Regions from separate parts of the Mus musculus genome. Here region 2 is linked to region 1. The links are chromatin loops, found by intact Hi-C in ENCODE. Cell type or tissue: gastrocnemius. All regions are shown on one strand. Links, peaks and the distances in the headings refer to the core of each region. The heading gives the core; the rest is flanking DNA.

What was found. Peaks named below come from ENCODE experiments on the same cell type or tissue, not always from the same donor. Only the 100,000 strongest peaks of a DNase experiment are listed, where the experiment ranks them.
Region 2: it touches region 1 in a loop (22-fold over the local background); 21 of 42 quality-filtered maps call a loop at or near these places.

The regions. Positions count from the first base shown.
Region 1 is chr4:143,603,243-143,611,583 of GRCm38, reverse strand. It overlaps the pseudogene LOC100044633. Among named protein-coding and RNA genes, the nearest start is that of Pramel21, 7.6 kb to the left of the region's middle. In gastrocnemius, for the core only: no CTCF peak of the experiment used is centred there; no DNase peak of the experiment used is centred there.
Region 2 is chr4:143,897,587-143,905,927 of GRCm38, reverse strand. Pramel11 (PRAME like 11) reads left to right here and starts at 5,548. Exons shown (of 6, transcript NM_001085414.2): 1 at 5,548-5,619; 2 at 7,998-8,289. The coding sequence starts at 8,003. In gastrocnemius, for the core only: no CTCF peak of the experiment used is centred there; no DNase peak of the experiment used is centred there.

The sequences.
Region 1 (8,341 bases), core at 53-8,052:
TTGCCTGGAAAACATCCCCTTAAAATTGTACTTTGTTTTCATGTTGACTATCAGCATTAATATTGGCTTGTGAACTGTGATATGTATAAACAACTCTTTACCAGTAGTTCTGAACATTTTTATTTAAAAACTTGAGAAAACTTTTCTTGCCGAAGATAATATGATCTTAATTTATTAATTCAAAAGCATATGTCATAGTTAATATTTGTTAGATTGATTAAAGACTGAAAAGTTCTGGAGACATGACTGAAATGAGTTATTTATACATTTAGAGATGTCCTTTTAAAATGCATAATACACTGCAGTACCAAGAAGCTGAAGCAGAAAGCCCATGCCAAGTGTTCCATGCTTGCCTACCTCTGCCAGAGGCTGAGAATAACCGTCCTGCTGTAACTCTAGACCCCCTAGATCTATGTATGCTGCACCAGTTACAGGCCTTGGCAAAATGTGGTGCCTCTGTCACCTTACATTCTAGTGTTTCCTTTCTCTTAGTAAACTAAAGGTTTATTTGAATTTATTAGTATCTGTATTTGGAAAATGTTATAATATGGATTTAGTATTACTAATAAAAGCCTGGGTTACACTGACATTTGCACTTTACCTTTATGCTATATACAGGGTGGGAGGTGGCAGATGTGGCCTCTTGTATTAGAAATGTTGGTTTGATTTTACAGTAGTACATATGTATGGAAAAGCAAACCAAATTTTCATGTACACACTGGAAAATTTCTCTCCATTCTAACTTTTGAGTAAGTACTTCTAAACTTTCTTGTATTCTTTGGTGAAGTTATCATCACTCTTTTTTTTTATTTCTTAAATAAATATTTATATCCAAAAAAAAAAAACACCAAATACATCTCTTTCTCTCTTTGTCTTTCTCTCTGTCTCTATCCCTTTCTTTGTCTGTCTCCCTCGTTCTCTGTCTCTGTCTCTGTCTCTGTCTCTCTCTCTCCTATCTTTATTTGATTTGATTTCTGTCCCAGATTTGCCTTTGAGTAAATCATTGGAGGAGATGAGTTCAAATCTGTTTAGAGTCTTTATGAATGCCTCAGTAGTTTCAAGAAGAGCTACTCTTCCACAGGAAGAATGTTGTATTCCTAGCTTCCATATGTCAGCTCATAACAATTTACAACTCCAATCATAGGAGCTCTGTCACTCTCCTTGCCGACTTAGGGTAGTGCATGCTAACATATAAGCATGGAAAACATATATGCCCCCAAAAATACTAAAAGAGCTTGATGTGTTATTGTGTTATAGGCTTTTAATACCAGATCTTGTGAGTCACAGAGTAATCTCTCTGAGTTCAAGGCCTGCATGCCATCTCTAGGGAGTTCAAGTCAAGTCTCAGTTACAAAAGAACACAATAACTCAAAACAAACAAATGAATTTCAAAAAAAGAAAACAGAGCCAGGCAGTGGTGGTGCATGCCTTTAATCCTAGCACTTGGGAGGCAGAAGTAGGCAGATTTCAGAGTTCCAGGCCAGCCTGGTCTACAGAGTGAGTTCCAGACAGCCAGGGCTACACAGAGAAACCCTGTCTTGAAAAACCAAAAAGAAAGAAAGAAAGAAAGAAAGAAAGAAAGAAAGAAAGAAGAAGAAGAAGAAGAAGAAGAAGAAGAAGAAGAAGAAGAAGAAGAAGAAGAAGAAGAAGAAGAAGAAGAAGAAGAAAGAAAGAAAGAAAGAAAGAAAAAAAAAGAAGAAAGAAAGAAAAAAGAAGGAAGGGAGGAAGGAAGGAAGGAAGGAAGGAAGGAAGGAAGGAAGGAAGGAAGGAAGGAAGGAAGGAAGGAAGGAAGGAAGGAAGGAAGGAAGAAAAGAAGGCAGGAAGGAAGGCAGGAAGGAAGGCAGGAAGGAAGGCAGGCAGGCAGGCAAGCAGGCAAGAAAGCAAGCAAGCAGAGAACCCAGTGTTTACATCTCGCACTTTAACCCTATCACACCACAGGAAGAAGCTGGGAGATCCCAAATGTGTTTGACACCAGTCTGTATAAGATATTTTTCATTACCTAGACTGAAATTGTTCCTTTTGGTAAAGCCAAAAACCTGAGAGTGGCCTGATAGTTACAAGCCCATTAACTAAACCAGTCTGATTCACTGAGTTTTATTTGTTCTTTAGTTAGTAGCTCTTTATATACTGTTTTTTTAATTTATTTTTGAGGAAGAGTCTTTCACTCTAACTGTAGTAATCTGATACTCCAATTAGCAACAATCCTCCAGCCTCAACATCCTACCCAGGAGGCTAGCTGTTGTGAGCCAACACCTGGCTGAGTTTTCTTCACAGGTGATATACATGGCTCTGAGTGTGAGGCACATTGGCTTTACTCTGCTCCTGACACTAGATATGTACACAAAACCTCCTCAAATATCCTCTGAAAATGTGTGGCAACCATATTGTCACAAAGGCACATTCTCTTCTGGAATATGTAGGTGAATTGGAAGCTTTATCCTCTCAGCTTGTTATCTACTCAAAAGGCTGAGGCAGGAGGATGGCTTGTATCTATTTTTCCTAGGCAGTAATTCTAAAGATGCAGCCAATTGGAAATGATTCCTGAGAACCAGTAACCCTGATTCTCTCTCTACAGAGCTCTGGTTTCTATTCTATCTACATAATTTAGTTAAGTAGACATGCTGGGTTCTCCCCCTCTCTTCTCTCTGTCTCCTTTCTCACACTCTATCTCTTCTCTCTCTTTCTAAAAATGTGTGTGACTGGGACGCCTGAGAGTGAGAACCTGTTATCTCTGGCCTCAGTGAGGCCCAGAGACCTAGGACTGCCCCTTGTCCACCACTTGCAGCCTGGATCCCTAGCTTCCCACAACCAGACACCAACATGGGGCAGTGTGGAAAATATATTGCAGTCTTCTGCATTTTCAAGGCCAGAGTACCGGAACTCTGGTGGGGTGAGTTCCTTTTATTGCCCCATGCCTACTGCCCAGAAGAATATTGCAGGATTGATCTTCAGGCAGAATTATTTGCAAATTTTGGAGGAACCACCAGTTTGATTTTCAAAGAGTGCAAAAGACATTAATGGTATGCCCATGAAAGTGACTTCACTTCCTTAGAACCATTTCTTCTATGTGACCTGACCTGCAATAGATAACATATAAAAGTTTTTCCCTACTTTGATGGTAGGAAAAATATGTGGTCAGGCATGGTGACCAATGCCCTTAACCTCAGCAAAACAGAAGCAGAGGACAGCAGATTACTGTAACATCTTATGCAGCCTGGTCATCAAAGCATATTGCAGAGAAGCCAGGACTCCATAGTAAAACATTGTCTCAACAGACATATGGAGATAGAGTTGGTGCTGAGGGATGGTTCATAATTAAAGAGCATGTCTACTGTTTCAACGACCCCTGTATCACATATAAGCATTCATAGATTGAATACAGCATTCTATACTGCCAATGACAGGTAAGGCAGTACACTTTTCTGGTCTCCACTGATACTGTGGAGATAGGATACAAAAGAGTAAGTGAAGGAAAACTCTCAGATACATGCAGGAAAGTTTATGTGGTTTCATTTTTTTCTACCTGATACAGTCTGTGAATATGCATGTGATGTAGATAATATCAAATTCTGATATCTAGTAGAGATCAACCTCAAGGGAAATCTAATTCAAGTGTCCTATACCAGCTCTCACTTCTGTCTAGGACATCCCCATTGAGTAGTTCCTAAAAGGAACTGTTTCATGGACACCAGATAACAAAAGTGATATTGAATCAATGGAGCCACCAGACTATATGTTCATAAACATACCAACAAAGATTTTTTTTAAAGTATGAATTCTTTGCTTTTATTGCTACTGGTCATGGCTACAAAAGGAGTACAGAGGTCAGTTTAGAAAAATGTTACCAAAGCACAGACAGAAATCACAAATGAATAGTGACAACCCAGGTTTGGACAGAGCAAAGGCTGTAGAGAAGGAGAGAGATATTTGATATCCACTAGTGTTCTTTTACTACAAGATGATCTATGAAGAATATGAACCCATAAACATTTGAGGTGAATGATGGGTAAGGTAGTCCAGCACTCATTGAGACAAAGTTGGTGAATGAGGAGCTCAAGTCCCATGTGGGATACAGGAGGGAATTTTTGAAAAGTAAATTAAAATATAAGGAACATTCTCTTCTTTGCTCTATTGAATCTTTCTCTGATACTGTTGAGTCTATCATCTTTTGTTCCCATAGAAATTTGGTGTTATTCTGGATAGCAATCCCCATATATCCAGAAAATTTGATTCATAGGAGGTAAATTGGCATCAAAAACATTAGTTTCACAGTTGTATAGATACAAGCCATTGGAGAGCAATACAAGAAAAGTGTTACAATGAGCAAGGGAAACATATAGGATAAATTTTCAAAATAGCTTTATTTGAATTGATCCCAATAGGTCATGGATCTCAGTGTGGCCCAGACAACGCAGTGAATCTCCTCTACTCCCAACACTGCAACTGACTCAGACTGTCTCAAAACCCTCAAAATATGCATGAAGTTAGAACAAAGTTGTACAGTCTCTCTACTACAATACAACGCATGTCACCATAGCAATCCAGAAAGGAAGGATGCATCTCCATGATTCAATTCACACTGGAATAACACTGGAATATCCTCAATTACAGTCTCTCTCTCCCTCTCCCTCTCCCTCTCCCTCTCCCTCTCCCTCTCCCTCTCCCTCTCCCTCTCCCTCTCCCTCTCCCTCTCCCTCTCCCTCTCCCTCTCCCTCTCTCAAACACACACACACACACACACACACACCATATTTGGGGACCCACCACTACCAAAACCTTCCTGCATGTCTGTAGTATACTGGGACTGCCCAAACTAGCTAGTATAAAATACTCTGCTGTGAGTTGCATCCAATCTGCTCCTGTCTACTTTTCAGAGTTCAAACAATTCCTTGCCTCTACAGGAGTTGCCTCACTCACACTGCCAAACATGCCATTCAGCCCCAAATTAAACAACAAAATATTTCAGAATAGCTGATCAGACAGTGAAACCTGATACTGTGCTATTTACAGAAAAAAAAAATCTAGATGTGGTAAGACCAAGCACTTAACACACACCTTTAATCTCTTGGATAGAATGTGGATACACCCTTAGTAAACAACTTTAATACCAAAATAATTAAGGTAAAGTTAGTTTGTTGTAGAATGAAGCACCCATATTTTAAAGTAATGTCTAATTGAGTGGCAGACAAAGTGACAAATCAAAGAAAGATGCCCAACCATCTTGAACAGAAAGAGGAGAGAGAAACTACTTGAGGGGCAGTACAGACAGACAGAGCAAGCACTTATGTTGAAACAATTCTATAGAGACAATTTCCAGAGAGTGAACAAGCTACACACATGGGAAAACACAATGAGCAAGAGAATGAAAAGGATAATGAGTTTAAAATATATTTTTAAAGTTAGTATGAGAAATATGCAGTCAAAAGACCAGAGAAGTCAGATTGAATCAATCAGCTCAGGCACAGTTTGAAGAAGAAACGATGAGTTGAACCAGTCAGACACAGTTCAGAAAGTATAAGAAAGGCTAAGCTTGTTCAGTAGAAAATCTCAAAGGCTGAAAACATTCTAGATCTAAATGAGATTGTACAGAGTCTAGAAGCATCTAGGACTAGAACTAAGTTAGCAGAGTGAGGCAGTGAACCTCCAAGATGACAATTACATCAGGAGGATAAAAGATGTTAACAAAAAACAAAAATACAGGAGCTAACAGATATTGTAAACCAAATGGACATAACGAATACTATACAACATTTCATTGAAACACCAAAGAATATACATGCTTCTCAGCACTCAACAACTTTCTCCTAAATTAGCCAAATACTTGGTCAAAAAGCAAATCTCAACAGATACAAAATGAGACACTGTGAAACTAACAGAAGTTATTAAACAAATGGATTTAACTGATATCTATAGAACATTTTATCCTAAAACAAAAGAAAATACCCTTTTCTCAGCATGTCATGATACCTTTTCCAAAGTTGGCCATATAATTGGTCACAAAACAGGCCTCAAAAATACAAAAATATTGAAATGATCCCATGAATCCGATCAGATCACCACGGACTAAGGCTGATCTTCAATAACAACATAAATAATAGAAAGCCAACTGTAGTGGCTATTCCTGGTTGTCAACTTGACTATATTTGGAATGAACTACAACTCGGAATTGGAAGGCTTACCAGGTGACCCTTATCTGGAGGCTTGGAGATCCTTATCTGGATCTTGGTATGGAGATCTTGAGCCATAGTGGCTATGGATTCCAGAAGATTAAATCTCCGAGTTCAAGGAACACACCTTTAATCTGGGCTACACCTTCTGCTGGAGACAATATAAGGACATTGGAAGGAGGGAGTCTAGCTCTTGCTCCTTCACCTGCTTGCTGCGTGAGACTGAGTAACTGCTAGATCCTTGGACTTCCATTCACAGCTGCAACTGAACCATTGTTGGGAATTGGGCTGCCGACTGTAAGTCATCAATAAATTCCTTTACTATCTAGAGACTATCCATAATTTCTGTGACTCTAGAGAACCCTGACTAATACCCAACATTCACGTGGAAACTGAACAAAACTCTACTCAATGATAACTTGGTCAAAGAAAAAAGAAAGAAAGAAATTAAAGCCTTTTCAGAACTTAATGAAAATGAAGACACAACATACCCAAACTTATGGGACAGAATGAAAGCTGTCCTAAGAGTAAAACTCATAGCACTGAGTGCCTCCAAGAAGAATCTGGAGAGAGCATACACTAGCAGCTTAATAGCACACATAAAAGCACTAGGACAAAAGGAAGCAAATTCAAAAAAGAGGAGTAGACAACAGGAAATAATCAAACTCAGGGCTGAAATGAACCAAATAGAAACAAAAAGAAATATACGCAGAATCAAACAAACCAGGGGCTGGTTCTTTAAGAAAATCAAGATAGATAAGCACAAATCAGACTAACTAGAGGGAACATGGGCAGTATCATAATTAACAAAATCCGAAATGAAAAGGGAGAAATATCAACAGAATCTATGGAAATCCAAAAAATTTGTCAGATCCTACTAGAAAAGCCTATACTCAACACAACTGGAAAATCTGTTTGAAATGGACAATTTTCTAGACAGACACCAGGTACCAAAGTTAAATCAGGATCAGATTAACAAACTAAGCAATCCTATATCCGCTAAAGAAATAGAAACAGTCATTAATAGTCTCCCAAACAGAAAAAGCCAAAGACAAAATGGTTTTAGTGCAGAGTTCTATCAGACCTCCAAAGAAGACCTAATTTCAATACTCCTCAAACTTTTCCACAAAGTAGAAACAGAAGGTACTCTCTGTAATTCATTCTATGAAGGTACAATTACTCTGATACCTAAACCACCCAAAGACCCAACAAAGAAAGAGAACTTCAGACCAATTTCCCTTATGAATATTGATGCAAAAATACTCAATGAAATTCTTGAAAACTGAAACCAAGAACACATGAAAATGATCATCCATCGTGACCAAGCCGGCTTCATCCCAGAAATGCAAGGATGGTTCAATTTATGGAAATCCATCAATTTATAGTGGATTTTGTTAACAATTAGACAACATAATCCACTATATACAAACTCAAAGATGAAAAACACATGACCATCTTATTAGATGCTGAGAAAACATTTGACAAAATCCAACACCCATTCATGATAAAAGTCTTAGAAAGATTAGCAATTCAAGACCCATATCTAAACATAATAAAAGCGATATACAGCAAACTATTAGCCAACATCAAAGTAAATGGAGAGAAGTGGGAAGCAATGGCACTACAACCAGGGAGGGACTAGACAAGGTTGCCCACTCTCTCCCTAACTAATCAATATAGTACTTGAAGTCCTAGCTAGAGCAATTAGACAACAAAAGGTGATCAAGGGGATACAAATTGGATAGGAAGTAATCAAAACATCACTATTTGCAGATGATATTATACTACTGTGCGCAACCCTAAAAATAACACCAGAGAACTCCAAAACCTAATTAAAAGCTTCAGTGAAGGAGCTGGATATAAAATTAACTCAAACAAATCAATGGCCTTTCTCTACACAAAGGCTAAATAGGCTGAGACAGAAATTAGGGAAACAACACCCTTCACAATAATCACAAATAATATAAAATACCTTGGTGTGACTCTAACTAAGAAAGTGAAAGACCATGATATGAACATCAAGTCTCTGAAGATAAAAATCAAAGAAGATCTCAGAAGATAGAAATATCTCCCATGCTCATGGATTGGCAGGATTAATATAGTAAAAAAGGCTATCTTGCAAAAAGCAATCTACAGATTCAATGCAATCACCATCAAAATTCCCACTCAGTTCT
Region 2 (8,341 bases), core at 48-8,047, 290 kb before region 1:
TGATCGGCTGCATGGGATCATTTCAATATTTTTGTATTTTTGAGGCCTGTTTTGTGACCGATTATATGGCCAACTTTGGAAAAGGTATCATGACATGCTGAGAAAAGGGTATTTTCTTTTGTTTTAGGATAAAATGTTCTATAGATATCAGTTAAATCCATTTGTTTAATAACTTCTGTTAGTTTCACAGTGTCTCATTTTGTATCTGTTGAGATTTGCTTTTTGACCAAGTATGTGGTTAATTTTGGAGAAAGTTGTTGAGTGCTGAGAAGCATGTATATTCTTTGGTGTTTCAATGAAATGTTGTATAGTATTTGTTATGTCCATTTGGTTTACAATATCTGTTAGCTCCTGTATTTTTGTTTTTTTGTTAACATCTTTTATCCTCCTGTTGTAATTGTCATCTTGGAGGCTCACTCTTTCACTCTGCTAACTTAGTTCTAGTCCTAGATGCTTCTAGACTCTGTACAATCTCATTTATATCTAGAATGTTTTCAGCCTTTGAAGTATTCTACTGAACAAGCTTAGCCTTTCTTATACTTTCTGAACTGTGTCTGACTGGTTCAACTCATCTTTTCTTCTTCAAACTCTGCCTGAGCTGATTGATTCAATCTGACTTCTCTGGTCTTTTGACTGCATATTTCTCATACTAACTTTAAAAATATATTTTAAACTCATTATCCTTTTCATTCTCTTGCTCATTGTGTTTTCCCATGTGTGTAGCTTGTTTACTCTCTGGAAATTGTCTCTGTAGAATTCTTTCAACATAAGTGCTTGCTCTGTCTGTCTTTACTGCCCCTCAAGTAATTTCTCTCTCCTCTTTCTGTTCAAGATGGTTGGACATCTTTCTTTGATTTGTCACTTTGTCTGCCACTCAATTAGACATTACTTTCAAATATGGGTGCTTCATTCTACAACAAACTAACTTTACCTTAATTATTTTGGTATTAAAGTTGTTTACTACAGGTGTATCCACATTCTATCCAAGAGATTAAAGGTGTGTGTTAAGTGCTTGGTCTTACCACATATAGAATTTTTTTTCTGTAAATAGCACAGTATCAGGTTTCACTGTCTGATCAGCTATTCTGAAATATTTTGTTGTTTAATTTGGGGCTGAATGGCATATTTGGCAGTGCGAGTGAGGCAACTCCTGTAGAGGTGAGGAATTGTTTGAACTCTGAAAAGTAGACAGGAGCAGATTGGATGCAACTCACAGCAGAGTATTTTATACCAGCTAGCTTGGGCAGTCCCAGTATACCACAGACATACAGGAAGGTTTTGGTAGTGGTGGGTCCCCGAATATGGTGTGTGTGTGTGTGTGTGTGTGTGTGTGTGTGTGTGTGTGTGTGTGTATGTGTGTATGAGAGAGGGAGAGGGAGAAGGAAGAGGGAGAGGGAGAGGGAGAGGAAGAGGGAGATGGAGAGGGAGAGAAACTGTAATTGAGGATATTCCATTGTTATTCCAGTGTGAATTGAATCATGGAGATGCATCCTTCCTCTCTGGATTGCTATGGTGACATGAGTTGTATTGTAGTAGAGAGAACTGTACAACTTTGTTCTAACTTCATGCATATTTTGAGGGTTTTGAGGCAGTCTGAGTCAGTTGCAGTGTTGGGAGTAGAGGAGATTGACTGTGTTGTCTGGGCCACACTGAGGTCCATGACCTATTGGGATCAATTCAAATAAAGCTATTTTGAAAATTTATCCTATATGTTTCCCTTGCTCATTGTAACACTTTTCTTGTATTGCTCTCCAATGGCTTGTATCTAAACAACTGTGAAACTAATGTTTTTGATGTCAATTTACCTCCTATGAATCAAATTTTCCGGATATATGGGGATTGCTATCCATGATAACACCAAATTTCTATGGGAACAAAAGATGATAGACTCAACAGTATCAGAGAAAGATTCAATAGAGCAAAGAAGAGAGTGTTCCTGCTTCTTTTACATTTTAATTTACTTTTCAAAAATTCTCTCCTGTATCGCACATGGGACTTGAGCTCCTCATTCACCAACTTTGTCTCAATGAGTGCTGGACTACCTTACCCATCATTCACCTCAAATGTTTATGGGGCCATATTCTTCATAGATCATCTTGTAGTAAAAGAACACTAGTGGATATCAAATATCTCTCTCCTTCTCTACAGCCTTTGCTCTGTCCAAACCTGGGTTGTCACTATTCATTTGTGATTTCTGTCTGTGCTTTGGTAACATTTTGCTAAACTGACCTCTGTACTCCTTTTGTAGCCATGACCAGTAGCAATAAATCAAAGAATTCATACTTTAAAAAAAATTTTCATTGGTATGTTTATGAACATATAGTCTGGTGGCTCCGCTGATTCAACGTCACTTTTGTTATCTGGTGTCCATGAAACAGTTCCTTTCAGGAACTACTCAATGGGGATGTCCTAGACAGAAGTGAGAGCTGGTATAGGACACTTGAGTTAGATTCCCCTTGAGGTTGATCTCTACTAGATATCAGAATTTGATATTATCTACATCACATGCATATTCACAGACTGTATTTATCAGGTAGAAAAAAATGAAACCACATAAACTTTCCTGCATGTGTCTGAGAGTTTTCCTTCACTTACTCTTTTGTATCCTATCTCCACAGTATCAGTGGAGACCAGAAAAGCATACTGCCTTACCTGTCATTGGCAGTATAGAATGCTGTATTCAATCTATGAATGCTTATATGTGATACAGGGGTCGTTGAAACAGTAGACATGCTCTTTAATTATGAACCATCCCTCAGCACCAACTCTATCTCCATATGTCTGTTGAGACAATGTTTTACTATGGAGTCCTGGCTTCTCTGCAATGTGCTTTGATGACCAGGCTGCATAAGATGTTACAGTAATCTGCTGTCCTCTGCTTCTGTTTTGCTGAGGTTAAGGGCATTGGTCACCATGCCTGACCACATATTTTTCCCTACCATCAAAGTAGGGAAAAACTTTTATATGTTATCTATTGCAGGTCAGGTCACATAGAAGAAATGGTTCTAAGGAAGTGAAGTCACTTTCATGGGCATGCCATTAATGTCTTTTGCACTCTTTGAAAATCAAACTGGTGGTTCCTCCAAAATTTGCAAATAATTCTGCCTGAAGATCAATGCTGCAATACTCTTCTGGGCAGTAGGCATGGGGCAATAAAAGGAGTAGGAGAAAACCCTCACCCCACCAGAGTTCCGGTACTCTGGCCTTGAAAATGCAGAAGACTGCAATATGTTTTCCACACTGCCCCATGTTGGTGTCTGGTTGTGGGAAGCTAGGGATCCAGGCTGCAGGTGGTGGACAAGGGGCAGTCCTAGGTCTCTGGGCCTCACTGAGGCCAGAGATAACAGGTTCTCACTCTCAGGCATCCCAGTCACACACATTTTTAGAAAGAGAGAGAAGAGATAGAGTGTGAGAAAAGAGATAGAGAGAAGAGAGGGGGAGAACCCAGCATGTCTACTTAACTAAATTATGTAGATAGAATAGAAACCAGAGCTCTGTAGAGAGAGAATCAGGGTTACTGGTTCTCAGGAATAATTTCCAATTGGCTGCATCTTTAGAATTACTGCCTAGGAAAAATAGATACAAGCCATCCTCCTGCCTCAGCCTTTTGAGTAGATAACAAGCTGAGAGGATAAAGCTTCCAATTCACCTACATATTCCAGAAGAGAATGTGCTTTTGTGACAATATGGTTGCCACACATTTTCAGAGGATATTTGAGGAGGTTTTGAGTGCATATCTAGTGTCAGGAGCAGAGTAAAGCCAATGTGCCACACACTCAGAGCCATGTATATCACCTGTGAAGAAAACTCAGCCAGGTGTTGGCTCACAACAGCTAGCCTCCTGGGTAGGATGTTGAGGCTGGAGGATTGTTGCTAATTGGAGTATCAGATTACTACAGTTAGAGTGAAAGACTCTTCCTCAAAAATAAATTTAAAAACTAAACTACTACTAACTAAAGAACAAATAAAACTCAGTGAATCAAACTGGTTTAGTTAATGGGCTTATAACTATCAGGCCACTCTCAGGTTTTTGGCTTTACCAAAAGGAACAATTTCAGTCTAGGTAATGAAAAATATCTTATACAGACTGGTGTCAAACACATTTGGGATCTCCCAGCTTCTTCCTGTGGTGTGATAGGGTTAAAGTGCGAGATGTAAACACTAGGTTCTCTGCTTGCTTGCTTTCTTGCCTGCCTGCCTTCCTTCCTTCCTTCCGTCCTTCCTTCCTTCCTTCCTTCCTTCCTTCCTTCTTTCTTTTTCCTTTCTTTCTTTTTTTCTTTTTTTTCTTTCTTCCTTCCTTCCTTTCTTTCTTTCTTTCTTTCTTTCTTTCTTTCTTTCTTTCTTTCTTTCTTTCCTTCCTTCCTTCCTTCTTCCTTCCTTCCTTCCTTCCTTCTTTCTTCCTTGCTTGCTTGCTTGCTTGCTTGCTTGGTTTTTCGAGACAGGGTTTCTTTGTATAGCCCTGGCTGTCTGGAACTCACTCTGTAGACCAGGCTGGCCTGGAACTCTGAAATCTGCCTACTTCTGCCTCCCAAGGGCTAGGATTAAAGGCATGCACCACCACTGCCTGGCTCTCTTTTCTTTTTTAGAAATTCGTTTGTTTGTTTTGAGTTATTGTGTTCCTTTGTAGCTGAGACTTGACTTGAACTCCCTAGAGATGGCATGCAGGCCTTGAACTCAGAGAGATTACTCTGTGACTCACAAGATCTGGTATTAAAGGCCTATAACACAATAACACATCAAGCTCTTTTAGTATTTTGGGGGACATATATGTTTTCCATGCTTATAAGTCAGCAAGGAGAGTAACAGAGCTCCTATGATTGGAGTTGCAAATTGTTATGAGCTGACATATGGAAGCTAGGAATACAACGTTCTTCCTGTGGAAGAGTAGCTCTTCTTGAAACTACTGAGGCATTCATAAAGACTCTAAACAGATTTGAACTCATCTCCTCCAATGATTTACTCAAAGGCAAATCTGGGACAGAAATCAAATCAAATAAAGATAGGAGAGAGAGAGACAGAGACAGAGACAGAGACAGAGACAGAGAATGAGGGAGACAGACAAAGAAAGGGATAGAGACAGAGAGAAAAACAAACAGAGAAAGAGATGTATTTGGTGTTTTAACACTGACTTGGTGAATGGTTCTTCATTTATGGGTCCTCACTTGCCTGCCAAAAGATCTAATCATACTGGGCACACCCTATCTCCTACTACCAAGTCAATCCTGTTACTGAGACCTACCTCTTAGCTCAGGCTATATAATAGTTTCAGAGAGACCTGAGAAATAGGCTGAAAATAATATGGAAGAATAAAAAGTCCCAGGGCTCAAAGTTTGAGAAGTATCCTGGATGGGCTTGGGACCATAGACGACAGTTCAATACATTCCCTCATGAAGATCTGATTCACTCAACTATGTCAAAATAAGATTAAGTGGGTGGAGAGTTCATAATCCTATCAGATGGTAACTTTGGCCTGAGAGGTGTGGCTAAAAAATGGAGGTTTGAGGGAGAAGGAGTATATAAGGACTCAAATGGCTCCACAAGACACTCTGAGCCTTGGAGTGTGGTGTGACTTCCTGACCTTGCTGAGATTGGAGCTTCTGAGAGCTGTGTCCAAAGCAGGTAAGTCATTTATGCCCATCAGGACACCCCATCTGACATTGCCTGATCTGACATTTGATCTTAATGTTCTTTGTGTGTTTGTTTCCTGTGCTTGCTTGCTATTGTGTTGTTATTTTGAAGCAGCCAACCTCATTTAGCCCAGGATAGCAAGAAATCTGTATGTAGCCAAGTGTCATGAAACACTGAATGCTCAGCCTCTACCTTCTGAGATCTGAGGCTATCCTGCCCTGCTTGTTTATTGGCTAAGGAGGCAATATTCAAGACTCTGGCACACTGGACAATCACCATATATCCTCACCTACTGTCCTTTCAAAAATTTTAATTCAAAGTGATATAGATTTATAAGTGTCAAGGAAGAAACTTCTATAGGGCTGAAAAATTCGGTATGATTTCAAGCAAAGCATCAAATTGACAATCTGAAGCATTCATTCTCTTGTTTAATTGATTGATTGATTTTACTTTCTAAATCCAGCTCACTAAGCCCTCCCTTAAACTTCTCCCACTCTCCTAGCCTTCTGGTCTGAGTGAGTGGGCCCTTCATGGATCTCTCCCCACCCTGGTACATTAAGTCTGCAAGATTATGTGCTTCCTCCCCTGCTGTGGTCCCACATGGAAGAGCAACTACAAGAATATATTACACGTACAGGCAACTGCTTTTGGCATAGACCACTTAAGTATATGTGTGGGCCTATGTGAAACCAAGCTGCATTAAAGCTACATATGCATGGGTAACACTATGTCCTGTCTCTGTATGCTCTTTTGAGTGTAGCTCAGTCTCTGAGAGCCCCAAGGGTCTATGTTACTTGAAAGTTTCAGTCTTCCTGTAGAGTTCCTACTCCCTTCCATGCCTGCAGACCTACCCCCTATTCCATAGGAGTCCTCAAGCTCCATTCACTTTTTGTCTATGGGTCTCTGAGTCAGCTTCAGGATGGAGCCTCTCAGAATAGGTATTCTAACTTCATGTCTGGAAGTATAACAGAGTATCATTAATTTTAGGAATTGGTGTTTGTCCATGAGGATGGTCTCATGTTGGAGCCATTATTATTTGGCTGTTCCTTTAGTCTCTGTTCAATCAGCCTCTTATGATTATTATATCTTCCTTCTATGTGATATTCAAGCATTCTCACTTGTCCTTCCTTCTGGTTAGTTTCATTGTGTCTTCATGGGTATCCTGTATTTTGAGGCTAATATCCACTTATTAGTGAGGATATACCATGCATGTCCTTTCTGGATTTATCATCTTACTTAGCATGATATTCTCCTATTCCATTCATTTGCCTGCACAATTTATACTGTCTTTGATTTTAATAATATTCCATTGTGGAGATGTAACCCATTTACTTTACCAGTCTTCATCTGTGACCATCTCTGGTTGTTTCCCGTTTGGGGCTATTAACAGAAAGCTTCTATGAACATAGTTGAACAAGTGTTTTTGTGCCATGGATGAGCATCTTTGAGGTCACTAGAGAATGTAGGTTCCTTTGGGATAGAACTCTGCTCATGGCAGCTTAACTTGTCGCAGAGAACTCCATCAAGTGGAGAAGATGAGTGGCTTATATGTATAGTTCAGGATCTACAAGTCTGTTTAAGGTGGAAGTAGAGGTGGCAAGAGAATTGGGGTCCTCTGAGATAGCAGGCTGCTCAAGGTAGCTTGACTTTCCCCAAAAGACTAGGTGAACAGGGAAGGCAGGAGAGGGAATGGATGCATACCTGTATAGTTTGTGATCCACAGGTCTGCTGAAGGTGGTAGGAGATTGAATATCCAGAGGGAATTCAGGGTGCTTTGGGCAGATTATAATGCCTGGGAGGACTCAATGAGGAGGGAAGATGGTGGGAGGAAGCTTACCTGAAGGGTTCAGGTTACCCTGTTCTGATGAAGTTGGGAGGAAAGGTGATGGAAGGATGAAGGACCTCTTCAAATAGCAGGCTGTTCAGGACCTCAATGCATTCTACCTCTTAAAGAAAGATTAGAGCTCAGCATGGCTCCTGCTTCTAAATCTCATAGAAGTAAAATTTGTGTCTGTTTGATACAATATATTGCTACATTGGTTGTAGAAAAAGCACAATTGTTTCCCACAAAAGTGTCAAAATCAAGCGTGAGTCTTCTGTTACAGAGTAGATTAGGACTCACAGAATATCAGGGAAAAGCTGTTGAAATGGGTCCTTATATATTACCAGGAGGACCTTGAAGGATCTTTGGCAATGAGAAAGATAAAGATATCTGAATAACAAGGTTTTCAATGTCACCAGACCAGTGATTGGACCACATCATGGTTTATGTAATTGGGAAGGGGGGGGGGGTAAGAGGCTTGCTAAAAGTGTTTTAGATGAAATATTTGTTCCTTTGGTTATTCCCTTATCATCTGCATATCTAAAAGCTACAATGAGCTTCAAGGACCCACCAACACTCCAGCAGCTGGCAAGAAGAAGCCTGCTGAAAGATGAAGCCTTGACCATCTCTGCTCTGCCGAACCTGCCTGTGCAACTCTTCCCACCACTCTTCAAGGATGCATTCACCAGCAGACATCCTAACATACTAAGGCAGATGGTGGCAGCATGGCCTTTCCCAACCCTTCCTGTGGGAGCCCTGATGGAGATTCCTGACCTGGAGACCCTTAAAGCTGTGCTTGATGGCCTTGATTTGCTAATGTCACAAAAGGATCGACCTAGGTATGTGAGTCCAAGGTAGCATGGAGGGATGTGTGTGGATGAGAGCAAGTGA